2 separate regions of the Homo sapiens genome follow, and region 1 is linked to region 2. Evidence: read pairs that join two places in POLR2A ChIA-PET (ENCODE). Cell type or tissue: A673. All regions are shown on one strand. Links, peaks and the distances in the headings refer to the core of each region. The heading gives the core; the rest is flanking DNA.

What was found. Peaks named below come from ENCODE experiments on the same cell type or tissue, not always from the same donor. Only the 100,000 strongest peaks of a DNase experiment are listed, where the experiment ranks them.
Region 1: POLR2A ChIA-PET joins it to region 2 with 5 read pairs; 2 of 35 experiments call an interaction of 5 or more read pairs at or near these places.

What each region holds. Positions count from the first base shown.
Region 1 is chr11:2,712,206-2,725,590 of GRCh38, forward strand. All of the region lies in intron 11 of KCNQ1 (potassium voltage-gated channel subfamily Q member 1), which reads left to right. Among named protein-coding and RNA genes, the nearest start is that of KCNQ1OT1, 19 kb to the left of the region's middle. RefSeq lists enhancers at 1,699-2,341, 6,224-7,123, 8,025-8,924, 10,726-11,626, 11,627-12,526 and 1 more. In A673, for the core only: no CTCF peak of the experiment used is centred there; a DNase peak (open chromatin) is centred at 9,096.
Region 2 is chr11:2,787,116-2,803,496 of GRCh38, forward strand. The region is part of intron 15 of KCNQ1 (potassium voltage-gated channel subfamily Q member 1); the gene reads left to right. It overlaps LOC124902614 (a long non-coding RNA gene), which reads right to left and starts at 13,009. Exons shown (of 3, transcript XR_007062554.1): 1 at 11,911-13,009; 2 at 11,260-11,431; 3 at 6,980-7,060. RefSeq lists enhancers at 9,684-10,185, 12,687-13,624. In A673, for the core only: no CTCF peak of the experiment used is centred there; no DNase peak of the experiment used is centred there; H3K4me3 peaks cover 13 bases; H3K27me3 peaks cover 46 bases.

The DNA.
Region 1 (13,385 bases), core at 6,523-11,522, 73 kb before region 2:
CCCCCTGCATTTATTGAGTGCCTTCTGGGTGCCCGGCCCTCTACTAGATGTGGGAGTTACCGTGTGGGATGGACTGACACTGGTGACCCCTGCCTGGGGGAAGCAGACTCTAGCTGGGCAGCCTGGCCTCAGGAGATCATCACAACCCTCGCTGGGGCTGGGGTGCAAATGGGGCAGGAACAGGAGTCCGGCCTGGGGGATGTTAGACTCACCAGCCATCCCCTGGAAAGCTGTGGGGAGACTCAGAGCAGAGCCCCCAGTAATCATAGTGAGGTATTTAGGGATAGAGTGGAGATCTCGCCCACATATTCCCGAAGCCACCAGGCCAGACACCGCCCCAGCTGAATGCATGCTGGCGGCCCAAATGTTAGACACTCTTCTCTCTTAGGTGGTTTGAGGAGACTTAGGGGCTTCCATATTCCCCTTGGAACATGAAGAAGGGGCTGGCTAAGGCCCCCATCCCTGCTCAGGCCTACAGGAGAGCCCTGTGGACACTCCAGCCTCAGCCTTCCTTGCCATCCGCAACCACACCAGTGGCTGGAAAGCCAGAGTCCCCTGGCTCCTGCACTTTTTCTGCACGGGACTCCCTCACAGCCTCTGGGTTGGGAGCACACATGGCATCTCCTAGAGAGTTTGGGGGCTGGACACAGGGAGGAGGCAGCATGGGAAATGGAAGGACTGCAGCCCCCGCCTCCCTCCAAGGCAGTTGTCAGAGCAAGATCAGCTCCCTGGAAGACACCCGGGTTGTAAACAGGGTGGGGCAGGGGTCCTGGTAAGTATGAGGAACCAGAGACCTGGTAAGTATGAGGAACCACCCCTTGGCATGGGGCACCCAGAAGGCAGCAGGCTAACGACTCCCCATGAAATTAACAACTTTGTGAAGCATTTGGTATTTGGGGGATTTTACATTAGGGTTAATGAGCCTCTGAAATGAGATCCCGGAGAGGGGCCAGGACCATGCCTGGGATGTGGCTTCCGTGGACTGAGCAGCCTGGAGCCCCTACTTGCTTGGTGTCCCGAGCCAGCCGGACCTGCATCCCGCTCCTCCTCCGCTCCCTGGAAACGTTCCCTGAATCACATTGTTCACTGCGCTTCTCAGGCCTTCTGGGCTCTTCCTCTGCTGCTCGCCATAAAAACTCTCCAGTCATCTTTTCCGCTGTGGTTTTTATTGTTTTATTTTATTATTCCAGCTATATTACGTTGGGAAGAGCTACAGAAATGGTTTCTTCTCCCCCAGATTCCAGAACAAGTCACAGCCATTGTAGATTTTGATTAATCGCCATCCCCATTATTTCTTCACTTTCTCCAGCTGAATTTTTCCCACTGTGGGAAGGGGGTCTGGAGGACAGGCACCCTTGTTGGCCGTGGATAGGTTTCTGTTCTCCCTCGACCCACCCAGCAAGAGAAAAAAGTGAGCTGACATTATGGGTCGGCCCCTGTTCTGGAGGCCACAGCCACAGGCTCTGCGGGCCTCTGGCCGAGCTGGGTTGCAGGAGAAGCCAAGTGCCGGGTGAAGGCCTGGGGAGGAATCTGGGTTCTCTTGGCTGCTGGTAAGATTATCCATTAAATCCATATTCCTCACTGTAGAGTTCATGGATTCAGAGGATATACCGTATTCTGGCCGTCTTACATTACTGCAATATTGCTTCCAGATGGGCAAACGCGCGCTCGGAGCCTGGCCCTGCAGACACGATGGCCCAGCACGCCGCTCACTGCCGCGCCTTTGTTCTCTGCTTCCTGCTCGGTTCCTGCTAACTCAGGGAGCTCCAGGTGGCTGCCACTCAGGGGTGTGTGGGGGGCGCCTTGGGGCACCCAGGCCTGCAGCCCTCCCCCACACAGGCAGTCTCCACAGAGATAGAGCGCCAAGGATGCGGGCCAGGACTCTTTCCGAGCCTCTCCTGTTGCTGGGGCCTGCTCCCTGAAGGGCACAGTCCTGGGCAGGCGCAGTGCCCAGGCTGGAGAGGTCCTGCGTCTCCATCTCATCCACAGGATAAGTCAAATGGGAGCATTCCAGCATTCCGCATCTCATGGGGGGGTTGGGCCTCACCTCCCTGGCAGCCCACTCACCTCACATGGCCTGAGCCGCAAGGTCAGCCCCCTCCCAGGCCCGTGAGAGGCAGCAGGCACTATGGGCGAGCTGCCTGCTGGGCCACAGGCTCTGGTACTCTCCTGGGTTGGGGCTCCCGGGGTAGGGCTAAGTGTGGTGGCAGTGGAGTCAGGGCAGCTGGACAGCCCCTCTGCCATCAGTGAGAACTGTCTTCTCTCTGCTTCCCCTGTGCACTTCTGAATCCCCAGGGCTGGGCACAGGGCTGTGACGCCATAGGTGCTCTAGATAGATGGAGGAGCTCACAGCTGCAGGGAGTGTTGGGTGGACATATGGGGTGTGGGGGGCGAGGCCAGGCTTCACAGAGGTGGAATCTCAAAGGAGGAAGCGGCATGCCAGGTGGCGGACATAGCACCTGCAAACGCCTGGGAGGTGAAGGCACCAGCTGTAGCCAGCATCCCAGAAAGGGACACGAAGCCCTTGGGGCCGGGGTGGTAGGGGTAGGAGAGCATCTTGAGGGTGGCTGCAGCATCGTCGTCATCTTTCCAATGGTGGCATCCCTTCCCCAAGCAAGGGAATGATGCAGACAGAGGTGCCTTTCAGAAAGAATGGAGGTCCTGGGGACCTGACTTCTGGGTCCCTCAGGACACATGCTCTCCAGCTCGTCAGTGTTACCTGGATACTCTAATGGGGGCACAAAGCCAGGGGGGAGCCTGCAGGAGGGGCCTAGCCAGGGCCAGGTGTCACACAAGCAGAGCTCCAGGGTGCAGCTGGGCAGATTGCCGGTGGTTGGTGCTGGTGAGGAGTAGCAGGGTGGGGTCCGGCGGTAATGCCACTGATGATACTTGGCGAGGATGACCGCAAGTGTCTTGACCCAAACATGAGATGCCCCTCACCCATCCTCCCATGAACCTCAGCATGGGCACCCCATGCCACCCGCTCCATTTACAGCCAAGGAGCCTCAGTAGAGACACAGCTAGAAAGTGGCCAGCTGGGGTTTGGTGCTGAGCCTCTGTCTGACTCTCTGCTCTCTGGAGAGCTCAAGGGAACCTGTAAAGACCTGCGGGCTGTGTCATGGAGGGCCCTTACCCCGGAGGAGCCAGGAAGGTGGACAGAGCAGGCAGGAGTGGGGCAGGAGGGGGCTTTGCAGATTACCCAGACCCTTTGTTGGCCAGTGTGGGAATGGGGGGAGGCCAGGGAGGACCCCCTGCAGCCTGGCTCAGGCAGGGGCATGTGTGAAGGCCCAGGGGGAAGAGAGCAGCCAGGTAGACTTCGTTTCCAGCCGGAGTGTACCTGGGGATGCCTGTGCCCAAGCCTTCCTCTTCCACCACCCCTGCTGGGGTCCCCTGGGACCCATCCTTCCAAGCCCCTGCCAGCCTTGGAACCTGTGACTCCCCAGGTGGTCAAACACAGAAGGACCTCTTGGGGGAAGGGGAACCAGCAAAGGGGGTATGGGGAGCCCTCTGGGGCACCCTCATATCACACCCTGTCCCTCTGGCCACATTCCAGCTGGCCCTGCCTGTGAGGGTTGACCAGCTGGAGCAGCCCCGCATCCCACATCCCCGCAGCCTTGCGCTGGTCTAAATGCCTCCCAGCCTCCTGAGGTTGAGGGTGGCCACACCAGCCAGAGCTTGGGTGATTGAGTGGGTAGAGGGGGTGGCCAGAGTGGGAACCATGGTGATGCAAACCATAAACCTGTCCCCCACGTCACCTCCAAACCCTTTGGGCTGGCCTCTTGGTGAGGAATGGCCCTGGGAGAGGCTGCCCTGCCTTTGACCTCTCATGCACTGAGAGTAATGGGCAAGCGCTGTCTGCAGAGCACTGACCCCACCGCCGGGGTCGGAGCCCCTATTCCTAGCCTCCCTTGAGCGTTTTGGTTGCCGGATCCTCATTAATGGCTGTTTGTATCACTTAACAATTTTTCACTTTTGGAGGGGTCGTGAATAACCCCAAAGCAACATGTACCCTCTCCGGGCCAGGCTCAAGCGGTCCTCTCACTAGGGAAAGAAGTCAGAAAAAAGCTCCAAGCTGAAGCGCCCACACCTACCCTCTGCATCAGATGTGCTGCGGCTCTCAAGGAACCCTCTAGGGCACAGCTTTGGGGAGTGGAGCTGCGTGGTCAGCTGGCCAAGCCACAGTGGGAAAAGGTGGCCCATTGGCCAGAACACAGTCCCCAAGCCTCCTCAGCTAGGCTCTCGAGGAATGGCTGGGTGTCCTTTCTCAGCAGAAAAGCCTTGTCCCCAGCCTCCAGGGCCAGGCTCCAGCTTCCCAGGCGTGTGCTTCCCACCCAGGCTCTTGTGGGTTGGCTTGCCAAGCGGTGTTAGGACACGCAGCTTCAGTTCTGCAGGGCCTGGTGGAATTCCATTCCCTGCCTCCCAGAAATCTTATCTTGAGGGCCGCTCAGCTACAGTAGGCCCCAAGCCCCAGAGACTCCAGATTCCCCACTACGGAAGGCAGCCGTGAAAGGCACGGGCAGCGCGGTGCTTCTCCTTCAGGAGGTGGAACTGGGTGGCCCGCATTGAACAGGCCAGGAGCACTGGTGTTCTGGATCCAAAGCAACCATCTCTTCCCACATTTGGAGGGAGCCGAGGGCAGGCAGGAGCCAGGACCCAGTGCATCCTGAATACTGGGTGACTGGCAGACATCACTCTGGCCCAAGGCCAGGCCTGCAGTAGGAGCTCTGTGCATATCCCCTATGTGAGTACAGGAACCTCAGTGGTGCCTGTGGAGCTGTTCAGTGGGCCCTGTATTCGCCAGCACAGCCATGGTCCTGCTGAGTGACAAACAGCCCCCCAGATGTCCTGCCCTCTGGTGCTGCTTGTCCACCATGAAGTGGCCGGGGCTCTGCTCAGGGACCCAGGTGCTCTTGCAGACAACCCAAGTCTTCCTTCCTACTCCTGGCAGGGCAGGCAATTCCACTGATGGCTGCAGTGCGACACAGACTGGGCCTGGCATGGTGTCCCTCAGACCCCACGGCTTGGTCGGGTCACCTGGGCCATTTCAAAGGCTGTTGGGGAGCAGGAATCACAAGCTGGATGTCAGCTTGAGGGTTACCCCAGAGTGAGAGCCTCGACAGCCAGGCCCTCCCAGGCTTCTGTGATCGCAGCCCACACCTCTGCGCACAGTATGCCAATGTTCCCCAAAATCTACATACTGAGAAGGTAGACAGCAAAGCCACAGGGAGACTTCTGGGTAGCCCAGGTGGAATTCTTCCCTTCCTGTTTCCCAGTTTTCCACCCTTTTCCCTGGCTTTCTTCCAGAACCTTTTAATGAAAGTGCCTCTGCCCCACCAGGGCCTGGCTTAGGATGGGTGAGGGAGAGGAGCTCCGGGAGGTCACGGCCCCACCCAGGAACGTTCCTGTCCCAATCCTCCCATCCCCATATTCAGGAAAGTTCCCCAGGCCCGTATGAACTGGCTTCTTAATTTTGTTTTAAACACAAGCTTTCAGAAGAGCAGAAACGGAAAGACAGATGGCAGGAGGTGCCGCAGGGCAGCACTGGGGAGCCTGAGATAGAGAGCGGGTAGACAGGAAAGCAGCTCACAGCGGCTGGAGAGCAGGGAGCACACGCCTGTCCAAGACCTTGGGCCAGAGGAACCCCCTCTCCCCCGATGGCCCACTCGCCCCAGGGCCTCCAGGTTTGAGCCCCCCGGGGTATTAGCCCAGCATTTTAGGGGCTGCCGTGGTCATGGAGTAAAGACCACACCTGGCATGGCTTCCTTGGTTTCTGAAGGCTGCGAAAGCTGCGTCTGTCGCAGAAGTGAACCTTGTTTTGTTTTGTTGATGGGTGTAGTCTCAGGGCATGTTCAATGTCTGTGGAGCTGCCTCTTCTGGAAGAGCCGGGTTGACACCCGCGTGCCCCGTCCTGGCTTAAACACTTTGAGGCCCTCCCTGCCCTCGGGGGAGCTGAGAGCCCCACTGCAGCCCAGAGGCCCTCCCCTGACAGCTGCCTTCCTCTGCTCCGTCCTTCCCCACATCCCCCTCACACACCTTGTGCTTGCTCTGGGCTTCAGGGGCCTGAGCCCCAGGTAGACCCCCACACTTAGGGTGCCTCACCACACTCCATCCCTAGCCCCAGACTGGCTTCCCTGCATCTGGCTGACCCCCTCCTCACCTGCCTGTTTCCACCTCAGGGCCCCTCCTGAAGCCGGAACTTGATCCCCGCAGCACCAGCCCCTCCCCGTAGCCTCATGGGGCACAGCTCTGAGGATGTGGATGAGCAGAGGGGAGGACAGGGATGATGAACCCCAGGAATTGGCTTCCAGTGGATGCAAGGCTGACTCGTACATGTCATGGAGGATAGTTCGGGCATCTGAGCTAGCTGAGGCTCCTTGGAGCACATGCATGGCCTGGACTGTCCAGAAGTCGTCTACGTGCTTTGTGTAGACGCATGACTCCCCAGCTGGCTCCGTACTAGATGACCTGGGCTAGGGCCACTTATATCTGTCAGGGGAAGGGCAGTTGCAGTTAGGACCACACTAAAAGGTTAATGTCCACGCTGGTGTTGACCAAGCCCTGGACCCTGCTGTGCCAGGCACTCCCATCAGCATCCAGGTGCCCATTTTACTACAGGGATCTGAGAGCTGGCTAGGCAGGCATCCCGGGTCATTACTGGGCCTGTAAGGGCCTTCATGTCTGCACCCTCCCTGCCATGCACCTTAAGGTCAGGAAGTCCATTCAAATGCAGATTCCTGGGCTATTCCAAGAGTTACTGAATCCCCACCCTGGGGTGAAGGCTTGGCGTCTGCCAGGGACCATAGACCACAGATACTCATCTACGCTTGTGACCCCCCTCCCGCCCCTGAGTGTGTGCTGGGGCAGGAGGCCCTGTGGCAAGTGGAGCCCCAACCGCAGAGCACCATCTCCAGCCGTGTGCTCTCGGGTGCAGAGCTGACCTCCCAAGTCTCAGGCTTCTTGTCTCTCATTGGGGGTAACAATGGCTATGTACATAAGATTAGGAGAACACACAGAAGGTGGTGCTGGCTAAAGCCATTATCACAGGCTGGTGCCTATAGTCCCAGCACTTTGGGAGGCCAGGCGTTAGAGACCAGCCTGGGCAGTATAACGAGACTCTGTCTCTACCAAAAAAAAAAAAAAAAGAGCCATACAAGGTGGTGCGTGCCTGTGGTCCCAGCTGTTTGGGGGCTGAGATGGGAGGATCGCCTGAGCCTGGGAGGTCAAGAGTGCAGTGAGCCATGATGACTGTGATTGACGTGTTGACCAGGCACTCAAAAACAAACAAACAAACAAACAAAAAAAAAAACCATTATCACCCCCTGCACACAAATCCCAGAGTTCAGAGAACACAGATCAAAATAAGAAGTCAGAGAATCCTCTCCAGCTGAAAACCCTCATTTGTTATCACCCAAATGCTGCCTGCTGGCTGGCGAGCCTTGCTGGTGGTGGAAGGCCCAGCAGTAGCAAAGGAAACCAGGGCAGGACAGTGTAGGAAGTCCTGCCCTCGGATCATTTGGGGAAATTGGCACCTGTGTTTCTCACCACACAGTGTTGGGTTGGAGAATGGGCCTGGGTGCAGAGCTTCGGAGCCAAACACCGTGCTGGTTTCAGAGAAACAAACAGCCCTGATGTAGCTGTGGCCCTTGGAGGTGTCCGAATAGTCCATCATTTTCAGTGACAGAAAGACGGAAATGGACACAGATCAAACCTGCATCACAGATGTATAGCTAGGTCAGCGAACCACTCAAAAGACCCCAGGGTCTGACCCCTTGCACGCCTGGGCGGAGGTGGAGCCGCTTCACCATACATGCAAATGTAGCAAACTGCAAAATGTCCCAAAACAAGTCCCTTACTGTCCGTGTCCCTCCATGCCAGCTCACTGGAGGGGCTCCTGCTGAAAGAGGTGGGGTTCAGTTCCCAAACCCACTGGAGGGTTGCAAGGAGACGCTTCTAGTATGTTAGACAGCACAGTCTTCCAAATGGACTGTGGGCATGATGGATGTGTAAAGAATCGAGAAGCCAAGTGCCCTTGCCATTTGTTATCTTTAAAAAGTATCGGTGGGCTCATGGGGGCTTGAGTGTCCTGGCAGCTCTCCTCATCCATCCTATGTGTACACTCAGGCACGTACTCCCTGGCTCAGCCGCCTTCCGGGGCCCGGCTACAGTCAGGCCTCCTTCGTGCTGAGCATGTGCTGGCCCTGCCTGGGGACAGCTGAAGGCCAGGAGGAAGCTGCTGGCCTCAAGAAGGCCTCTCGAAGCAGAGGCAGCCCCCTCGAAGCTCACCTGGCCTCTCTCTGTAAGGGGAGAGGGACCCAGGGCTGACCAGAGCAAGCAGTGTGCCATTAACCCCTACCTGTCCAGAACTCTGAGCTCCTGTGGGTCCTTCTCTGAGTGTCCTATGTTGGGGGTGTCAGCCTGGGTGTCAAGGCTGAAGAGGGGAGCCTCCTTGGCCACTGAAACGGAAACAGCATTAGCCACCACCAGCCCCTTCCCCCTTTTGCAGGGCGGCTCCCAGAACCTAGGAGTCCATGCTACCTGTGGGGTTCATAGTGTGTCCCTCTCAGCCAATGGGAAGTCGTGCCCTTGGATCATTTGGGGCAAATGGTCCTCGTTTTCTTCATTATATGGTGTTGAGTTGGGGAACGGCCTTGCTGGGAGTTGGGGCCTGGCCTGGACCTCGAGGCCACTGGGGACTTGGCTACCTGAGGGAGATGAGGTTGTTCCCAGGGTTTCCTCATCCCAGGGGCTCTCAGATTTCCAGGGACTCGGGCAGGCACAGCTTTCCAGGCCAGAGCCATGGACGGTCCCTGGACACCTGCAGCAGCCAGGCCCCAGATGCAAGAAAGGGTATTTGTTTCTTAAAGCTTGTAAAGAGTTTCTAAAAGGTGGGGAGGGGATTGGTGGGGGCCTGTCTCATGTTTTCCATTCTGGACGCCGGGGGGACATGTTGCTGGGGCCAGACCAACTCCAGGGAGACAACTCGACAAGTTACGAAACATCCAGCAGCATCCACGACTAATTTCTTCCCCCTGTTTGTCCTACCGTGGAGGTCGAGTTAAAAGGCAGCACTTCGGGGGTTGAAAAGCTACCCGCAGGGGTCTGCTCGTGAGGGACCCCCGGGCCTCTGCAGCCTTTGTTCAGAGGCAGCTAATAAGCCGACTCCCGCTGGGCGCTTTGTAGCGAGGCCGCTGTTCCCAGTCCTAGCTCAGCCTCCCTGCCTCAGAGGGCTGGCAGATCAGCAAATTGCTGTCTCCAGCTCGCAAGAGGGGCAGGTCCAGGGATGTGTTTCACCCCCAAGGTGTGAGTGGAATCAGCAAATTGTATCAAGAAATATTTCTAGGGATTTACATTCCGGCGGTCAGCAGCCTTTGGGAGGCTTTACTCCGCCTGCAGGGGTGGGAGGCCTCGCGTAGAGTTGGTGGGGGCAGCAGAGCCTGGGTGTTTCAGGAGGACCCACTCACTCTGGGCCACTTCTGATGCTGCAGATCACGCCAGGCAGGCCTCCGGCCGTTTGTCTCTTCCGACAGCAGCGGTGGTGATGGTCCCCTCGGCCTGCCTGGCCTGCAGCAGCCCTGGCTGGAGGCTGACCGAGCCTCCGAGGAGGTTCACCTGGAGCTGTCTGTCCATCCATCCATCTGTCCCTTGGCCCCTTTAAGAGGCCTTGTCCCCTTTGCCAGTGCAGGGAGACCCCACCGTGGACTTCTCATTGGGACTTCCAGTGAGACCCAACTCCACTGCCTGGGGATACCCTCACCCCAAGCCCAAGGAGCCTGTCCCTACGCACACCCCCTGCCCCTGGGAGGCACATGCCGAGCTTTCCTGTCCTCCATTTGGTGGCCGCCTCACCTCCATGGGGTCGCAGGGCCCACACAGACAGCCTACTATGGTCCTGGCAGGCACAGGGTATGGGAAGCCCTGTGCCCCTGGGATCAAGCTTGGATCCTGAGGTCCTGAGCTTGGTGAGTCAGGGCTGGGGAGCCACAAAGCCAGCATGCTCCTGCCTTTTGGGGGTCCCAGGTGATGTGTCATCTTACCAGGTGTTGACAGGTGGAGAGAGGTAGGCTGGGTGAAGATAGGAAAGGACTATGGGAGGCCAGGGCGGGCCTCGGGTGCATGCCTCTCTGTGGCAGTGACATTTGTACAGAACGAGGCAAGGCCAGCCCATCCTGGGAGCTGAGTGCTGGACCATGGGGGCTGCAGCCTGGAACTGAGCCCAGAGACTGCAGCATTCAGAGGTCAGGGATCAAGGAGGACCTCACAAAGGAGATCGGGAAGGTGGAGGCTTGGTCACCCCCAGGAGGAGCTTTTTCTAAGGAAGGAGAGGCCAGCATGTCAGCCACGGCTGGTGGGTCCCACTGAAGCTGAGAATAGAACTGGCAGTGGGGTTTGGCCACATGGAGGTCCTAGGGGAGCTGATGAGAGCGATGCCGTAGCCAGGGTCGGCAGTGGCGGACCGAGAGTGCTTCCCTTCTCACGTGGTTGGGAGTCATGACCTGTTTAGTAAATAGGCTATGGCAGCCTCTTGGAACTTAGTGAGGTGGCTAAGCTGCCCCTAGATAGCTGTGCCCTGTGACCAAGACCCTTCCTCCCTCCTTCCCTCTACCCCACCAGGCTCAGCCAACTGACACCAGGGCCCTGTGAGGCAGTATCTGAGCCACCCTTCTGAGTGGGAGCTATGGCAAGTGCTGCCTTAGCGGAGTGGGGGTGGGGGCATGTGTCACTCCCAGGACCAACTGGCAGATGAAGGTCTTTGGGCACTGCAGCTGCCACCTGGGGTGCCTCGGGGCAGGCTCACCTCACACCCTTGTGGGCCAGCTGCGGCCCAAAAGCCTCCTGGCCTCCATTCCCGTGCCAGGGTGGTCTGAGCGGAGAGGACAGGGGGGATCCCAGACGGATCCTGAAAACAGGCTCCGCCTTCCTCTGTGGCTCTGCCTTCCTCTTGGCTCCGCCTTCCTCCGTGGTGGCCTGAGAGGGGTGTGGTGCTGCTTGTCCGTGGTGCTCCACACACCTGCCACAGCTGCTTACCCCACTCCCTGCCGCCCTGGACAAGGTGCCCACGGCCCTGTCCCATTTACCGTTGGGGCAAGTGAGGGACGAGGAGGCTCCGCAGCCTCCCCCGGGACACTGCAACCCTCAAGACTCCTAGCAAGCCCCTCCGTCTCAGAGCCTTGGTGTCCCCATCTGTAAAGTGGGATGTGACAATACCCTTCTTGCTGAATGGGCAGGGAGAGAGGAGCTGTTAGGTGAGACCAGGTGGTACTTGGCAGCTGTGGCACGTGGAAGCCCTACACAGGCAGCCCCACACCTGGTCCGCTGTTCTGTCCTTACTGTAGCAGTGGGCCTGGAGGCAGTGGCATTTAGAGAGGACCCTGAAGTCCAAAGAGGGGATGCCAGCCTCAAACTCAGCAGCTCGAAGTAGCAACAGCCTCGAATCCCTCACACCTAGCGGTTGGCTGGGCAGGTGGACTGGTCCGAGCTGAGTGGTCTAGGATGGCCTTGCTCCCGGAGAAGACCCTTGGCAGACAGCCTCTCCTCTACTAGCTAGTGGGGCCTCACTAACCGCTGGTGGCCGCAGGGTTCCCAGCCACTCGGTGCACATGTACTCCAGCCTCTCTGTGTCCCATTTGCTCATGACATGGTGGTCAAAGCAAGTCACGGATTCCAGGGGGACCTCGGGACGAGGAAGTCACACGTTGGGGGATGTGCCGCAGGGATGGGGCATCTCAGCCTTTGTATCTGCCGTGGGCGTGGAGGCATTTACTCTTTTCACCGGGGGAGCAGAAATCAGAACATGGCTCTCTGTGTCTGACACAGAGCCCTGTACTCCATCTATGCAGCCCCCACCACCTCTGCACACAGCCCCTCCGGTGGTGCCTGGGGGCCCAGGCTTTTGATAGAGAATCACATCTGGACCAGGACGTTCTGGTAAGATCGCCAGGGGGCCGCGACAAGGAGACCAGGAAGGAAAGACAGAAAGAAAAACACGCACAGATCCAGGCTCAGATGATATACAGTCCTCCTCCCGGCTCAGGACCCCTTTGCGGTGTCACCTTTCGGCATGTAACCACTTATTCTGTCAGGGAGGAGAGCCCTCCCGCTCCACCAGGTGACGGCCCTAAATCCTCAGGAGTGACAGCGTCCTCCCGCCCGGATTGGGTTTCTGCACAGTGGAATGGAGCTGGCAGCCAGGGTCCCTGTCCCGCCAGCCCTAGGCCTCGAACCCTCCCTGGCAAGCTAACACTGCCCTTGGAGGAAGGAGGGTGGGAGGGCAAAGAGAGAGAAGTGGTGGGTGGCAGCGAGCAGGCTGTCCTGCAAGGCCGTGGCTGCACTGAGGGCAGAAGGGGCCTTGTCACCTAGGAAGGACCCCACTAGGAACCCCTTCCCGCGGAAACACAGCTTCTCCCCTTGGGTGCCATTGCAGCTGCACCCAAGCCTTGCCCTTCCCTCTCACTTCGCTCCCCAGGAGGCGACACTGTGATTGTCCTGGGCTCACAGAGGAGGACGTGGGGACCTGCCCAAGGAGACACAGGCAACAGAACCAGGGCTCAGAGTTGGGGGAAGGGGCCAGTTCACCCACAGAGGGTGGAGTCACTGGGCTGAAGCTTCTGGCCATCGTATGGAGCTGGAACAAGGCACTGGAAGGTACCAGGCCTCAGCGTTCTCAACTGTGAAATGGGAACACGGTGGTCTCTGTCACAGGGTAGAGATGACTGATCCAGTAACCTGGACAGGGTGCCGAGGGCAGGGTCTGGTGTGGCTATCAGGAGCCACTGGATTGGAACTTGGTGTGCCACCAGGGTCCCTGTCCGTTTAAGAAAAGCCTGTGGGCCCAATAGAGAAGCACAGGGTCTGAGAAGCATCAGACAATGACTCCTAAACAAGCTCACGTCTTGAAGCAGTGCTGGACCCGTTTCAGCTCCAGGGGAGAGCCAGGGCAGGGTGGGGCAGGCACGGATTCCTGACGTGGAGACAGGAGGAAGCCGACGGCCATCTGTGCTCAGACCCAGTGGTGAGCCTAAGACAAGTTCCCAGAATCCATCCGGGACAGACGGCTGGACTTGTGAAACACTCCAGGGTCGGGGGCTCAGCCACGGGACCAGCGCTTGCCAGAAATGTTCCCAGCTTTTTTGAGTTCGTGAGTGGCTGGTGGATACTTAGTGGTTTGGCTTTCGGGTTCCTGCCTTCCAAAACAGGAGAGGCAACTTGGCCTGCTTTTTCCTCAGAAGAGCCCACTTTTTGCGTGGAGGTGACCTGCCATTTGTCCGGTTGGGGGTCCCCAATCGTCTTCGAGCTACTGATATAGAACCTCTGCGTTTAGCTGTGGTTTAGGAAGTGCATTCACGTGAAGTCGCCAAGTTCAAAGGGCTGCCCCTGGAACCCAAGTC
Region 2 (16,381 bases), core at 4,946-9,945:
AGTTTTCTAGGCCACTTAGGTAGTATGAATTCAAGCCTCCAAGCTGAGCATGGACTAACTTGTGAACATGACTTTCCAGGACAGAACTTGTTCTCCTTCTCTTAGCAGTAATGCAGTTTTCTTTACAATCTTCTCAGGGAGTAGGAGATTTTTCATTGGCCCTCACAATGAAAGCAGAGCCCTTTGAGGGTCCCAGCTTTGTGTAAGTCTCTGCTATGAGACTTCCTGGGGCAGGCCTGGGCTTTGACACATAATCATCTATTCCTGGTGAAACCAAAGCTCAAGTTCATCTCACTCATCAAATACCTTCAGGGCCCCTATTACCTCTGGGGTTCCACTTTCACTGAGTTTTCAGCCTCTAACCTCCCTTACTTCCTGGTCAGCTCATCCATGCTAGCCACAGATATCATTTTAAATTTTCTAATAGCCACTTTTTTAATTTAAAAGAAATAAGTAAAATTGATTACAATAATATATTTTATTTAACCCAATAGATCCAAAATATCATTTCAATATATAATTAATATTTTTAAAACTCTTAAAATTGTTGACATTCTTCTTTTTCATACTGGGTCTTCAAAAGCCACTGCATATTTTACACATTTCAATTTAGACACCGAGTTTTCATGAGAACGACTTGGTCTGTATTTAGATTTCATAAAATTTACCATTGAAAAAGGAGATTCCCATGCCTAAGTCATTTCAAACATACTGAAGGGTTTTCTAATAACCGAATGAAGGATCTATCTTTAAATTTTAATTTTAATTTATTAAAATGAAAATTCCATTCCTGGATCTCAGTCACCACTTTTTTAAGTGCTGTGCCACACAGATTCAGCTATGGGACAGCGCTGCTTTGGACGGGCATGGCCGTGCGCGCGTGTGGGGAGGTGAGTGTGGCTCCCCCAACGTTTACCCAGGCCAGCCCCAAGGAAATGCTCAGTGAGTGCCCATAGAATGTGGTGAATGTGGATGGCAGGGACCATACGGGAGAGCACACTCCAGTAGTTGCCATCTCATGGCCCCAGCGCCCCTCTCCACCCCATGCCCCCAACAGAGATGCATCCCTGCAGACCCCTCCTGGGCTCCTTCTCCACAGCATCCTCCCCAAGTTCCCCTGCCTCGAGTCCCCAGAGCTCATGACCCACGCCTCCCCGAGGTCCCTAAGGAATGTCCGCTTGGGATTCTGGTTCTTTTCCGGTTCTCTGCAGCCAGGTCTGTTCCCTGGCGTAGCTTCGCAACTGGAAGGTGCTGCTCAGCAGACTGTGAGAAGTGTGTGTCGGTGCAGGCAGGACACACTTCCAGGCTGTCCCAGAGGCCAGGGAGCACCTTGCCACTGAAGGGCTGGTTGCATCAGAAAGTTAGGCAGCCTGGACTGCCCTGGCAGCCCCAGACCTGCCTCTCCTCGGCAGCTCCCCCTCCCCTCTGCACCACCCCCCGCCCCCCACACCCAACCCAACACTCCTCTCTCTGCTGCTGGGCTGCTCTTGAGTGACAGGGCCGTAAATAGGCAAAGGCGGGGGCTCTGACTGATCAAAGGGCTCCCTTTAGAAGCCGTCATTAGTTTGCTATTCTGGGAACTGGTTATTTTAAGGTTAGTGTATTTTTTCTTTCCTGAGGAGCCGTCTTAGTGGATGGCGGAGTCCGGAGGGGCTGCCCTTCAGTCAAACCACACAAGCCCTGTTTTGTCTGGGGTTCCAAAGATAAACCTATAATGAAAGCAGCGTTTGACGCTGAGCACCGCCACCCTGTTCCTGCACAGGGGTGGGTGTGTCTGCCAGGGAGTCCCTGTGCCCAGCAAGCTCCGGGGAGGCTTGCAGGAGGCCCCTGGGGCCAGGTTGAGTCTGCTCCCAGGGAGCCTGAGGTGGGAGGTCTTCAGACCTGGCATTCTCACAGCCATCATGGCTTGCCTGGCCAGGGACCGAGGCCCCGTACCCTCCCCCAACTTCAGGCTACCCCCAAAGGCCACCCCTGGAACCAGGCTCAGCAGGCACCTCTGAACCGCAGCCCAGCTCTGCCCAGCACCTTCTTTGGAAAGACAGTGGACCCACCAGTGGCCAGGGGAATGCACACCCCTAAAGTCAAAATGTAAGGAAATGATGATACCCTGTGCTGGCATGGGTGCGGAAGAGCAGACGCTCTTCTGTCTTACTAGGAGGTGGGAATTAATGAAAGTAACAACTCCTGGAAGGGACTCTAGCACTGCCTGTGAAAACTAGAAACCCGTCATCACTCCTAGGAAAGAAAAGCACCAGGGTCGGGCTTTGCATGCAAGCTTTGTCATGTGACAAGCTCAAAGCCATCTGTTTGTCCATAGAGAAGCGTGGTATATACTGAGACACCTCGACGCCGCAGCCCCAGTGCCCGCCACAGACGAGCTTTTGCCGGCAGTCATTGCTCGGGAGGGATATTATTGATGTGTTGCTCAGTAAGAAACCAAAGTTGCCAAGGAACGTGATCGCATCTCTGTGCAGCCACAGCACCCAGGACGCAGCTGGGAAGGGAGGCCAGGGGACAGCTGCGCTCCGGGATGCTGGGGCCGTCGGCCTCCCCCTTCCCAGGCCCAGCTCCTGGGCACTGGGACCACCGTGGGCTTGGCTCTGAGATCCACCATGAGTTCTCGCTTTGTCCAAGATTGAGATGCGCCAGGTAGTTGGTGTGCTCATTTCGAGGTGTTTCTTTTTCCCCCCAGTAAAGTGATGTCACGTGGAGGTGAGTGTGATGGGAAAGGGAACCTCAGAAACAAGGTCCCACCTTGGTCCTCTGGTCTCCCCTGGGAGGACCACCCCCAATCCTAACATCCTGTGAGGTCCTCCCCACTCAGAGGCTCCTCTCTGTGCCACCCATCCTCGGATAGGTTGCCATGAGGTTGCCAGAGGCTGGCAAAGGGCACTTGTCAGCTGCAGATTCCAGCCCTGCCCTGGGACTTGGAGGGGATCATATCCCTTTGACCACCAGGTCATGACCCCCAGATCATATCCCAATGACCCTCTGCCATACCATGAGCCCAAATGACCCTCAACCTGCCACAGAGACAGCCCCCACTAACTGCCACTGGGTGATGGGACCGTGGAGAGTGCCCAGCTCAGAGGAGAAGCCTGTCTGATGTGGCTCCCGTCCTCCTCTGCTGGGGTTGTCTACACTGTCCCCACTCGGTGACACCAGGAGCTGGCATTGCCTCTGGTTCTACTGCTCTGGACAGCCCTGGCAGCAGTGCCCTAGCCTGGCCCAGCACCTACTGAGACAGCCGGGCCAAGCCCCATCCTGCAGGTGCAGTCTCACTTTGTCACTCTTGGTTACCCATGGGACCCTGAACCCCATAGGAGGGGCTCATCACTCAGGGTCCTCATCCAGGTGTGGCCCATCCACACCCAGCATCCAGCTGTGCACACAGGGCCACACACAGACCCCTTTCCCATCCCCCCTTCCCATCCCACACAGGGCAAAAGCCTGACCTCCTCTCACGCCTTTGGAGCCAGTGGCTGGGGTGCAAGCTCTGCCCCCTACACGCGATGGCTGTGAGACTCGGCGAGTCACGTGGGCTCTCAGCGCCTCAGCCTCCTGGCCCCCAGTGGAGGGGACAGGCACCATTATGCCGATCGCTCGCGTGCAAAGGCCCTGTGGCGTGGGCAGTGTCACAAGCTCCTGGCCCAGGAGGCCTGCTTGGCTGATGGCAGAGCTCAGAGGGTGTGAGCATGAGGATGGCATCAGGGGTCTCTCTGCAAGTTCAAGTTCCGCCTCAACCCTACTACGTGGCCCTGGCCAGGCCTCCTGAATCCAGGTCTTGCTTTCCCCAGCTATCCAGCGGCTTCCTGCTTCTCTTACCCTCAGCAATCCCCCAAGAACTGTTCTTTTCCCCACACTAGCGTCTCTCTTTCTTGGGGTGTTTCTCTCTTAGCCTGCCTGTGGGGGACAGTTGCCACCCTCAAGCCTCTCCTGAATGACTCTATTTATAGGCCTCCAATATTGGCCAGAGAGGAAATTTAAGTCTTTTTAAAAATTCAGCTCAAGTGTGTGTCAACTTCTGTGAGTGCAACTGCTTCAGAGAGAGGCTGGGATAGGACAGCAGGCGGCAGGGGCGTGTCAGGTGCCCGAGCAGGACGGTGGCCGGAGCCCGCAGCGGCCGAGCCCTCACTGGGCACCGTGTGCGGATCTATAATCGACAGCATCAATTGCGGGAGTCCGGCTGGGCTGGCCGCCTGCAGGGGCCAGGGCGTGAGGGCGGTGCGGAGCCTTGTCTGTGCGGCAAACCCTGCCTGGCTGCCCTGGCCAACCTCAGAAAAACATGTATTTTGGTCAAAATGGGCCCCTTTTCAAACTTGTCACCCCGTGGGTCAGGGCACAGCCTGCCCCCAGCCGGTTCTGCATATTAAGCAGTGGCTTGGTCACCATCAAAAATAGATGTCCCGACCCGAGCCTCCCCTCCCTCCCGGGGAGGGGACCTGGCCGTGCCGGCTGGGCTGGGAAACCGCGGGCGGGGAAGGAAGGACGGGGCGAACCGGCGGCACAGGCCCAGCACGTCCCGGGCCCTCCCCGTCAGGTGTGGACCCCGAGGTTGTGCGGGGGCTTGGCGGCAGCTGCGGGTGGGGGTGGGGGGCCCGGGCCTCCCGGGCTCGGGTTCTGGCCCCAGGTCAGAGGTGGCGCTGGCGGCAGGTGGATGCCCAGGTCCTCGCCGCGCCGCTCCGGGCGGTGGGACCGGCTTCCTGCCCTGGCTCCGAGCCCGCAGGTGGGGGCTTCCGCCTCACTTTGGACGGTGGCGTCCACAAAATGGCTGACGCGGCGCACGGCCGTCCCTGCACGGAGCCGGTGTTTACTTTGCCGCGCGAACAGCCTTTCGTTGCCCGGGTTCCGAGTGCTCCAGAGGCAGATGGAAATTTTTGTGGATTAAACACGGGGCCGAGGCGCGCTGGGCTGTTTGGGTTGGCAACCTGAGCCCTCCCCACCCCGTTCCGCGTCCGCTGCTTCCCGCCCTGGTCCGGCGCTTCCATTCATGCCTTCCCGGGTCCCTCCGCCACCCCTGCAGGCCCGGCGTCCCCTCCCGCACTCCCGCGGCCTCCAGGGGGTGGCCCTGCAGGCCCAGAGCAGCGTGGGCCTGAACCCCTCTCCACGTGTGGAAGACGCTGCAGCAATAGGAAGGGGCTGCTCCTTTGAGGGCCCTTCTCAAACCTGGAGCCCCTCTGGCCGCCAGATCTTTGTCTGTGAAACAGCAGCCAGTGTGTGGACCAGGCAGGAGTGGATGGGGTGTGTGCCCACAAGTCCAGCACCCAGAAAACCCCCAGCACACGGTCCCTTTTACAGTGGCCTCTGCTCTCAGGAAGGTGGAAAGCGCCAGGTGGATAGGAGGGACGGGGCCGTGACCCCTCCCTCTGCCCAAGAGAAACTCTCTCCCTCAGGTCAGACCCAGGCCTTTCAAGAAGAGGTTGCAGGGTGTGCGGGCTGCCAGGAAAAGGTCTGTGCGGGTGAGGGAGCGCATCCTATGGATATCTAGAGGAAGAGCGTTCTGGGCGGAGGGCACAGCGGTTGTGGGGTGCGGGCTGAGGCAGTGCCTGGACCACCTTGGCAACAGCAGGAGGCACTGGCCAGAGCCACGGACAAGGGGGAGCCTGGGGGCGCAGACCACCCTGTGAGGCCTCAATTAGAGGAGATGGGGGCTTGGGGCCCCGGAGGGCTGAGATCCAGCTCATGGCTTTGGCAGCATTGTTCTTGCACGTTCAGGATTAGCCGAGTAAGGTGAGCCTGACAGCGGGGCCAGCACGCAGCCCCCTGCCCCTCGCCCCCTCCCTGCCCCCAGTCCCCCACATAGGTGTCAAAGTGCACAGCACCCCCTCTCTTCCCCGCCCCCCGGGAGCCGCAGGTCAGGCACACAAGAGCCATCTGTGTGGGCGGCAAGGTGGCTGCCTGTCTGCTGCCCGCAAAGGGATGCTTGTCCAGCAGGGTGAACACCCCGTCAGGGCAGGAGCTGCTGAGGAGATGCTGATGCCTGGGTGACTCATGCTACCTGGCCACCCATCCTCGCTGGGCTACAAATGGGTTCAGCCTCATGGGCATCAGGCAGGGCCCGCCTGGGTGCACCCGACAAACACAAGGGCTCTTGTTCTAAGGCTCTGTGATAGCCCCTCTTACTGAGAGGGACCATATCCAATAACGGGTGGAAATTGCACTAGCAGGGTCATGTGAGGGCTCCGAGCTTTCTCCAGAACCCAGGAATATCCTCAAAACTGAGGCTGGGCACAGTGGCTCACACCTGTAATCCCAGCTCTTTAGGAGGCCAAGACGGGGGGATGGCTTGAGGCCAGGAGTTCACGACCACCCTGGGCAACATAGCGAGACCCTGTCTCTATGAAAATAAAAATAAAAAATTAGCCAAGCGTGATGGTGTGTGCCTGTGGTCCCGGCTGCTCAGCAGGCTGAGTTAGAAGAATCGCTTGAGCCCAGGAGTTCAAGGCTGCAGTGAGCCATGATCACACCACTGCACTCTAGCCTGGGCAACACAGTGAGATCCTATCTCTAAAAATAAAAGTAAGAAGTATTTTTTTTTTAACTGAGGCCCTTCTGGAGGGATGGAGGGACCAGAAGTCACAAGGAGCAGAAAGGAAAAAAGCAAAGGAATCCTTCTGAAGCACTGTGGGCATTTATTCATTCACCTTGTGCCACTGCCTGGGGCTGCAGTGTGAGTAGGGTGGGCTGGCCCCTGCTCCTTAGAATGTACAGCCCCATGGCTGGGCAGGGGGACGCACATAGTGACCCGTAATTACATATCTGTCTGTGTGAAGGAGAAAGTACTCGGTTTTCCCAGTCAGTGGAGTCAGGAGCCCAGAGCCAACCAGGAGTGAGTGAGGAGGAGGAGGGTGACACAGGGTGGAAGAGTGTCCAGTGTGTGCAGCCTTGCAAAGGCCCTAGGGCACGAGGGCACATCCTCCTGAGGCCATGAGAGCAGGTGAGGCAGAGCTGGTGAGCGAGGGATGGCCCGGCCGGGCCAAGGATCCAGGGGTGGCTCCGGCTTCGTGGGAGGAGGGTTACAGGCAGGTGAGGATGCAGTTCCAGGAGTGGTGAGGGGCTGCTGTGGGATGAGGGAGAGCATCAGCACTTTGGACTAGGGTGGAGGCCTTGGGGCCAGCCCCCAGTCTGCCAGCCCCACCGATGAGAACAAGCAGACTGAGGGGAGAAAGGTTGGAGAAGGACCCCGAGCTTCTGCTGTGAGCCCCCACGTGGGGATGCTTTGCTCGGAGGGGTGCTGAGGTAGGAGGGTCAGGAGGGTCTGGAGCTGTATTTGGACTTGGCAGGCAACCAAAACCCCAGTGCTTAGAGATCAAGTGGAAAAGAAAAGAGGAAGAAGATGGGGGAGTGAGAGAGATGGGAAGGCAGTGAGGGAAGCCTTGGGGAGGCCGTGGTCAGGGGCGGCACAGGGGAGAAGCAGGCTCATGTGACTCAGCCCTGAGCCCAGCCGGGCCCCCAAAGATGCTGGACCTTAAAGACACAAAGATGTGATGCATGTGTGTTCACAGATTAGCGGGGAGCAGATGCCGCATGGAGGGGCGTCAGGGAGTACACCGCCTTCCCAGGTGAGGGTGTCCTGGAGGAGGCACAAGTTCTGCTGGGCTGGACTGGACCCAGCAAGAGAGCCTGAGCCTGGAGGACCCCTCTGGCCCCCATCTCCCACTTTCAGCTTCAGCTCTGAAGCCACCACCCAGAACCACATACCTGTTCTTCCCAAGTTTGCTCTCCCTAGCGGAGGGAAAGACGGGAGGTCCACAGATTACCTTGTCTCTTGAAAGCAAGATGCCACCAGTGGGGACCAATGTACAGAGACCAGGCCCAGCCTAGAGTGGGTATAGCTCATCACACCCCCAGAAGCTGTGCGGGGAGGAAGGCAAGCAGGCAGCACAGTCAAGACCTGAGTTTGATGACTCAGAGGGTCCTCTGCCTGTGGTTGGCGGGGGTCCAAGGGGTCTTCCCATCTAACTCGCCACCTCCTCCCACGTCCCACTCAGCTCCACCCCACAGCAGCCAAGAAGCCAGGGCATCACTTGACCTTCCGCTGCGTCAGTCTCCGCATCTCGCCTCCCCTACCCCCGACCTCTCGGGTGCTGTAGGGATGAGGTAGGAGTGGTGGCTATGAACTGGAGGCCTTCGCCTCGGGCTGGAGCTCAGAGCAGTCCCTGCTGCTGCCAGACCTGCAGTTGGGGCACTGCACCCATGTCTGGGGAGGCCACGGACAGGGCCCCAGGGTCTCAGGTGACCTGTCTTGTGTATCCCACTTCGTTTCTCTCTTTCCCTAAAGGTGAAGTTCTGGAGCAAAAAGAGCCTGAGCTGTGAGCCGAGGGGCTCCTCCTCCTCCAAACTGACACCCAGTCACAGAGCAATTGCTAAAGACACAGTCATGCTTGGGCCCAGAGTGGGCCCCACGGAGCTTCCCCCAACCCAGCCTGGCTTGAGCAGGCCCCTGATCTAAACCACCCTACCCCACACCCACTGGGGCTCACCTGGGGTTTGGCCAGCATCCCTAGAAATCAGAAGCCCGCCCCTAATTCTGCCAGCTTCTGGCTTTCCGTTGCCATGGTGACACCCAGCCCCCAGCTACAGATCCCGCCAACTCTTCCCTGCCATTTTGCAAGAAACAATATTTTTCTGCTCCACAAACTTGGCGGGACCCTGCCTTTCCCCGGGTCCATGAGGAACCCCACGGGTTCCTTGCCCTGGAGTCTCTCCAGCTCTCATCCCCTGAGTGCCTCCACAAGCAGGGGTCCCATGGGGCGGGGGCCGGGGGAACAGGGGGTAAGTGTGGCCAACCCCTTGCACAGGGCTTGGAGATGGAGGCCCCTCCCCAGGTGAGACCGGCCTTTGGCCCCCTGCCCCACTCACACAGGGACACCCTTTGTGTTTTTCCACATCTGAGAGCCACCGACATTTCTTAGATGACGTTTTCTTGAACCCACCGTGCTTGGTGCCCGTTAAGTACTTCTACTGCAGCAGCCTAGAACCGACACGTGTGAAACCATTGGCTTATGGCGCAATGCACTTCCTCCCGGCATGCATGAAAACATAAATGTAAATACCAAAATACACAGGGACTATTCGGACACCACCTGAAATCATTCCATGTCCCACCAGAAGCCAGCACGGCCCCTGGCCCCCTGCCAGGTGACGCTGCCCCATGGCAGCCACAGTGCTGATGAAGCTCTGTTTGAGATCACCGCCTGGCTAAGGCCAAGGCGGCCACGTCAGTTCTCACGGCTCCTCCCAAACTGAGGAGCATGGAGGACCCTGGGCATTGATGGCAGGGTGGCAGGAAGCACCCATCGCTTTCCTCTCCCGGATCTTCCCAGCACCCTTCCACCTTCAGCCTTTATACCCCGAGACCAGGCGAGGCCTCCCACTGCCGACCCAGGCCTATCATGGGGCCTGAGAAGTAGTCCTCATTTCCTCACTCTCACACCCCGACACACCCTCTCCATGGGGAAGGAAAACGTGCCCCGAAGGGGCCTGTGTCCAGGTTCCTGCCCACTCAGCCCCTCGGGGCCGTGTCTCCCTGCGTCAGAGCTGGGCCTGAAGATAATGGGCCCACTGAGGTGCAGGCGGTGGACAGACCCAGGAAGACCTCGTGGGTTTCCCAGGAAGACAGAGACTGGGAGCCATTCTTCCCGGCGGCAGCGGCTCTCGGCCTGTCCTTGTCCCCACACAAGCCCCCACTGCTGCGCCGTCCCTCCTGCGCCACCTGACAGATGTGGCGGTGAGAAAACGATGGGGCAGGGAAACGTTCGCCATTCGGTGCCAATAAAGGCCGCCTTTATCCCGACCGTAAATGGTTTCTGTGTGGAGTGAGACTGTGCCTGTCCCGGGCCTAACCCCCCAAGGGCCAGAGAGGCGAAATTAGATCCGTGGGGAGAGATTTTACAACGTATGGGCTGGTGGCAAGTGGCGGCAAACCGTCCCCACGGGGCCACAACGGGGCATTGTTCACGGCCTCACCTGGGCTGTCTCCAGCACCCCAGGATTTACGAGGACTCGGCCCAGAGCCTCGATGCCGGCCGCTCCGGGCAGACCTGGGGGGGTGGCGGGGGGGAGGCCCTGTGAAGAGGAGGACAGTGCTGGGGGCTGGGCCACGGAGAGGCCGGGCAGCGCTGGCCCCAGCCCCCAGCTCCCAGCTCCCCAGAGACAGCCAGCCAGGAACGGGCCCCAACCTGCCTGCAGACCAAGCGGTCACATCGCGAATGAGTCCTCATGCTGTGCGTCCCCCACTGGGCAGCCAGAGGTGTGCCTGACGGGGCCAGGAGGCTGAAGACAACCTTTCCTTGGGCTCTCAGCGATGCCAGCTCCAGCTGCTGTGTCATCAAGGTCGGGCTGGGCTGGCCTCTTCCTAGCAGACCTTCCAAAACCCCGCAGACTCCCGTGGCTGTACCAGCCCTGCACCTCCTGGCCACCTGCCCCTGCGTACCCACCACCCTTGCTCCGGAGCTCGAGGGCCCTTTCCCCACTAGCATCTGACCGCCTTCTTGTATGTCTTGAAGGTTCTTTGCCTTCTCTGTGCAGCAGGGCCCTTTACAGTGTAGTCTGGCCCCTCCTCCTCCCCCGGGCCCCGTACTTCCTCCATTCTGCCCCTTCTCAGGTGTGCGGGACCTTTTTACAGCCCCCTGCTTGTGCCTGCACTCCCTCCCCTGGGAGCCTGCCTCACCCTGACCACATGGCCTTCGGCACCCAGCTTGAGTGTCCCATCCTGTGAAGCCAGCCGGTTCCCCCAGGCACAGGGGATACCTCTTCCCTTTGGGCACCTGCCCTGCGTACTGTGCCAGCCTCCAGGTTGGCCCAGGCAGCCCAGGCTGCTCAGGGTCATGGCCAACCCAGGGCACCGCGGTGGGCAGATGCAGCCCCTTTCCAGGCCAAGTTCAGCCCTCTCACCCTCACAGGGGACCCAATTGCACAGCCATCCACAGCGGCCTTGGGACAATACTGAGTCTTGAGTTAGGGGTGTCTCTCCTCAACCCTGAGAGCAGCCCCTTTTCCCACCCTCAGTGCCCCCACTTGTGGCCCAGGCCCAAGCAAGCCTGCATGGTGCAAACCCACATGGCAGCCCAGGGCCCAGGAATGGCTGTCCAAGAGGAAGGGGCTGGACCGTCCACGCCCTGGGTTCCCAACCACCCTTCCCCTCCTGGTCACCTTTCGGCTTGGCATCAGGAGGGCTTGAAGAAGACTCCTCAGCCCCACCTGCAGACCTAGCTAGTTGCCAACCACCTGGGGTTGTGCCCAGTCCTCAGAACTCACCTGCCCATGGTCATCTGAGCCGTTCCCACAAAAGCCTTCCTTGGGATCCTCAGCCGTCTGGGGGGCCTCCTTACTGGGGTCACCTCAAAAACAGCTGTAGAGGGGTTTGCGGCAGCAGCAGCAGACGTTTTTAAACTAATTCATTGGTGATGGCAAAATTATGCCGAGTTCCCTGAAAAAAAAAAAAAATACCCACTCTATTTCCTCATTAACATAATTGCAAACAGAACGAATTTTCTTGATTTCGTGTAAACAACAGCTTGAAATAGTTTATAATCCTTGCAGGTATCAAATTAAGTTCTTACTTATGGTCTGGAAATTAATTACCCTTGCAGCGAGACAAATGTGAAAACTGTGTATTTTTGACAAGAAAATGAAGCAGCTATTGGGGAAAATGTAACTTAATCGTAGCAGAGAAAATTGTTTATAAATTGGTCGCGTTGTTTGAACTCTCGCCTCTGTGGCTCAGGGCTGGGTTGATCTATGCATGTACATTTGCCTAATTTGGGACAGGGGAAGGGGCTGGAGGAGCAGGAACAGGACGGGGGAAGGAGAGGAAGAAGAGGAAGGAGAGCAGAGGGTACCCGCGTGAAGGGTACCCACGAGGAAGGGGACATTAGACAAGAATGCAGGTGGTCAGGCGGCACTTACCTGGCAGGTGAAATCTAAACAGGCACCTTCAAAGGAGGACAAAGCAGCTCCCTTGGGTAACTAGGAAGAGGACACCAGCTGGCGAGGGGCAAAGCAAAGGACCTGGGACAGGCACGTGCCTGGAACAGAAAGGGAGCCAGTGTGTCTGCATCAAAGTGAGTGAGAGAGCAGCGCAGGAGAGAAACTCTCAGAGGCAGGCAGGGGCCGGACCACGGGGGCGGTGGTGCTCAGATTCCATGTGGCTGTCCATCCATGGTGGGCCAGGAGGTCACTGTTGTGGTGACAACCAGCGCTCTTTGGAATGGACTGAAGTGGAATGTGATGTTTAACTTCTGTAGCTGTAAGTTCGAGTGTGTGTGTGTGTGTGTGTGTGTGTGGTGTGGTGTGTAGCATGCTTGCATGCCTGGACACAGTGTGTGTTGGCATGTGTGGTGTGGTGTGTTTGTATGTGAGGGCAGTGTGTGTGTTTTGTTGTATGTGGTGTGTCTTCTACGTGTGAGTGTGGTGTGTGTTGTGTCTGCATGTATCGTGTGTGTGGTGTTTGTGTGTGTGAGTGTGGTGTGTATATGTTGTATCCAAGACAGCCAAAGGGAAGTTCCAAGGGGCTCGTGCACTCGGTGTCCAGGGAGCAGCATCTGTGCTGTCTGCAGGTAGTCACCGTTCTCCATCCTGTTACAGCAAATACCCTCCTCTGCATTTTTCCCTTGTGTTTGATTTGCCAGGAGCAGAATTTCTGGGTTGGAATCGGGAACATTTAGAGGAGCTTCTCAGTAGAGTTGTACAGAGTGGAAATGAGTCGGCAGGCTGCATGGGGGGTTCCAGTCACAGCACAGAGGGTGTGTGTTTTCGGTGCCTGCCCTCCTGAGCTCCAAGTGTCCCACGCCTGCCCGTCAGTCCTCATGTCTACCTGGGCGACCCCATTTTGAAGATGCAGAACTGAGGTCCGGAGAGGCCTGGGTAGCTGCCTAAGGGTGGGGTAGAAGCATGGTGCCGGCTCAGCCACCCTCAGGTCTCCAGGCTCCCAGCCAAGGGCTCCGATAAGGCTGCTGGGACCTGGGGGCTGTGAGCAGATGCAGACGTCCACAGTTCCCAGGGCTCTGACCCTGCCCTGTCTCCAGAGCCCACAGCCCCACCCAAAAGGCCAGGAGGTCACAGATCTGGGATCCTTTCCCGCCACCTTCAAGAAGGGAATAAAGCCACTTCCTGCTCCATCCCAGTGGCCTGAGGGTGTGGGAGGGACAGAGGCCTCCCCCAGCAGGGTAACCCTGCAAAGAGGGGGCTGACAGCCGTTCCTGCTTCCTACTGGGCAGAGGCTATAGAGGAGGTTTCCAGCGCCTCAGTGCAGGCAGCTGAGCCCAGACCCCTGGGCTGTCCTTGGAACCACTCCCAGCCCCTGCCAGCTTTGTAGCCTCTTTCTTCCCCACCCCACTTGCCTCACCTCGGCCCAAACCTGGGTACTCCCAGCTGCAGCCCTCCCCACTTTGCCTGCTCTGAGGCTGTGTAGGGCCCAGGGAGTGGGGGAAGGGGCCTGGGTCCCGCACAGGATTGAGGTGGCGTTTACAGAACCGGGGGCCAGAGCAGCTGTGGCCGTGAAGGTTCCAAGCTTGAAGTGGAAAGGGTTTTGATGCCAAGGTCCAACGCCCAGCTTATCATTGTGTAAATCTGGGCACCACACATAGCCTCTCTGTGACTCAGTTTCTTCAACCCTAAAATGGGGACATGCTTGCGGGGGTTCAGGAGATCCCCATTGAGCACGGAGAAGAGCAGGTGCTGTCCACTCAGTGACCATCTGCCGTCACCATTCCCCAAGTTATGGGAGAATTCAGCTATGGTAAGAGCAGAGAACAGGATGGCGCTGGGGCAGGAGGAGAAGGTGTGGCTGGCAGGCACTCATGAGGACAGGGTCTCAGAGCCCATTCTAGAGAATGTTCCAGAAGGCATGGGGAGGCAGGAGACCAGGTGTGCCCAGGGTGGGGACACTGGTAATGGGAGGTGCCAGAGCTGGTGACAGAAGCAATGGAGGTGGGTGCAGGGCTGGGGCAGGGCCAGGCAGTGGCTCCTGGGGTGCTGGTGGCCCAGACAGACTAGAGATGGTGGAAGGGTAGAGTGCAGTCAGGTTTGGAGTGGGTCCACTCTTTGCACAGACCAGCCCCCTAGAGGCTCCCCAGTTCCAACAGGATACTGGGCTCCATGGCTGTCACGTGGAGCTGTCTGTAGGTGGACTGGCTTCTGACCCACTCGGGGTGCCGGACCCTGCCCTGTGCCTGTAGGGGCGGGCACTCACCTGCCCTTGCAGTCCCCTCTAGCTCTCCAGCTTCCTGCTGGCCAGTCGTATCAGCTGGCTCAGCAGCAAAGGCTTCAGACCAGGGGACTTAGGTGAGAGAAATTTATTCCTCACAGTTCTGGAGGCTGGAAGTCCGAGAGCAAGGTTGTGGAAGGGTCGGCTCCTGGTGAGGGCCCTCTTCCTGGCTCATAGGCTGGGCCCTTCCTCTGTGCTTACACATCCCTGGTGCTGCCGCCTTCTCTTGCAAAGACGTGAGTCCTATGGGACCAAGGCCCTGCCTTCACAGTCTCCTTTAATATTTATCACCTCCTAAAGGCCTCGTCTCCAAACACAGTCACATTGGGGATTAGGGCTTCAACATGTGAATTTAGGAGGGCACAGTTCAGTTCATAACACAAGTCCTCCGTCGGGCCACTGGAGCCTGGGGAGATGCCCCCACTGCATGCTGAAGGGCAGGAAGTGAGGGAGGGGAGAGCTTGTTGCGGGGGTGTCCTTGCCTCTCAGGGCCACGCCCACTGCCTGCGCCAGGGAAGACCAGCAGTGACAGGGATGGTGTCCCCGCAGCCCCTGGGTTAACACTGCCTCCTCCCTTGCTCTTCTTGGCAGCACAGACCTCAGAAGGCTGGAGCCCCGGGCAGGCCCAAGCACAGAAAAAGCCAGAGCAGGGTCTGGGGTCTTTGCCTCCAGTAGGGTGTTGGGGGAGCTTTGTATTCTCTGTGGCTGGAGGCGATTTCGCCAGCTGCGGAGCGGGGCGCGGTGGGCACATTCACCCAGACTCACACCGGCCCAGGACGTGCTGAGGGTGTTGGGGCCCATCCACCCTCCACTCCGCTTTTCCAGGGGTCAGGCAGGGGGAGGCCACAGGGTGCCCAGCTTCAGCCACACCCGCCTTCTGACAATGCGAAGCCCACCTGGTCTGTGAGCTGTCGCCTCTGTCCTCACAGTGACAGAGCTGGCTTTGAGGGCAGCAGGACAGGGGTTTAGCCCTGGCTCCGGCCCTGTCGCCAGCCGGCAGCACTGGGGCCACCAGCACAGCCTCCCAGCCCTCACCAGTATTAACTGTCATCCCAAGGGGGCCACTGAGGCAGCGGGGAGCCTGCCCTGGAATGTGCCATCCTCGGGCGCAGGCAGCCCTTCATGGGCCTGCCCAATGTCTATTAATTAAGCCCCCTGGAGACTCCAGGAGCTGGGGGCCTTGGCTCAGTGCCCTCTCATAAAGTTCTGCTCTCTGGGGACCGTGGCTCTGGCAGCCACCCTGCCTCTCAGGAGCCAGCCTAGTGCCTCCTGGGTCCCCAGGGTATAGGGCCAGACCCCAAGGCTTAGTGGCAAGAGGCCCAGCAGATGCTCATTCTCCCGGTCAAACCCCTAGATGACACTCACTGGGGAACAGAGGGGCTGGGTCCAGGAAGGAGGCGTTTGCAGGGCGGGGTTGTCTCCTGAAGACTGCGAGCTAGAGGGGAGAAGCCACTGCATGCTCCCAGCCCTTCACCTCACAGTCCCGGAATGGGGAAGCTGAGTGGCCACCCACCCTTGGACGTTCCCTGAGCATTTCCCCACTCAGAGTCCAGAAGCCCCCAGCCCCAGCAGACCCTACAGCGCTACCTGCAAAGGCCAGACCGGCCAGCCAGGGAGGTGGGCTAGACAGTGCCCTGGCCACCACAGGGCAACCCCTCAGCTCCACTTCGCCACCCAGAGGAGCTGGCCCTGGCCACTCTCTCAGAGCAGGAGGTGACATGAAGGGAAGGTGGCAGGATGGGAGTGCCCATCAGCCGGAAGGCCACGGGAGTCAATGGTGAGGGGCAGAGTGAGCAAGGGGCTCAGGGTAGCCCAGAAAACCCAGCCGGGCCCCCCCCCCCACGGGCACCCAGGAACCGCCCTGGCTTTGCTGGAGGACCTGCCATGGCTTTGCCAGAAGACCCTGGGACTGTCTGGAGCATCCTCCCAAGGACTCGCCCCTAGTCAGGAAAAAATAGGGCCCCGGAGTCAGCAAGGGCTTCCTGGGGGCCCAGGTCAGCCTGGACGGTGGCAGGACTCGGCGAGGTGGGGATGGGGCTTGGAGGATGTGGCAGAGTTCCCATGGTGTGTGTAGAATGATATTCCCTCCAGACCACGGTGCCTTCTGGGCTCTGGAGAATGCACCTGTGTTCCCAGGAGCTTTAGGGGTACCCAGGTGGTGTGATGGGGAGC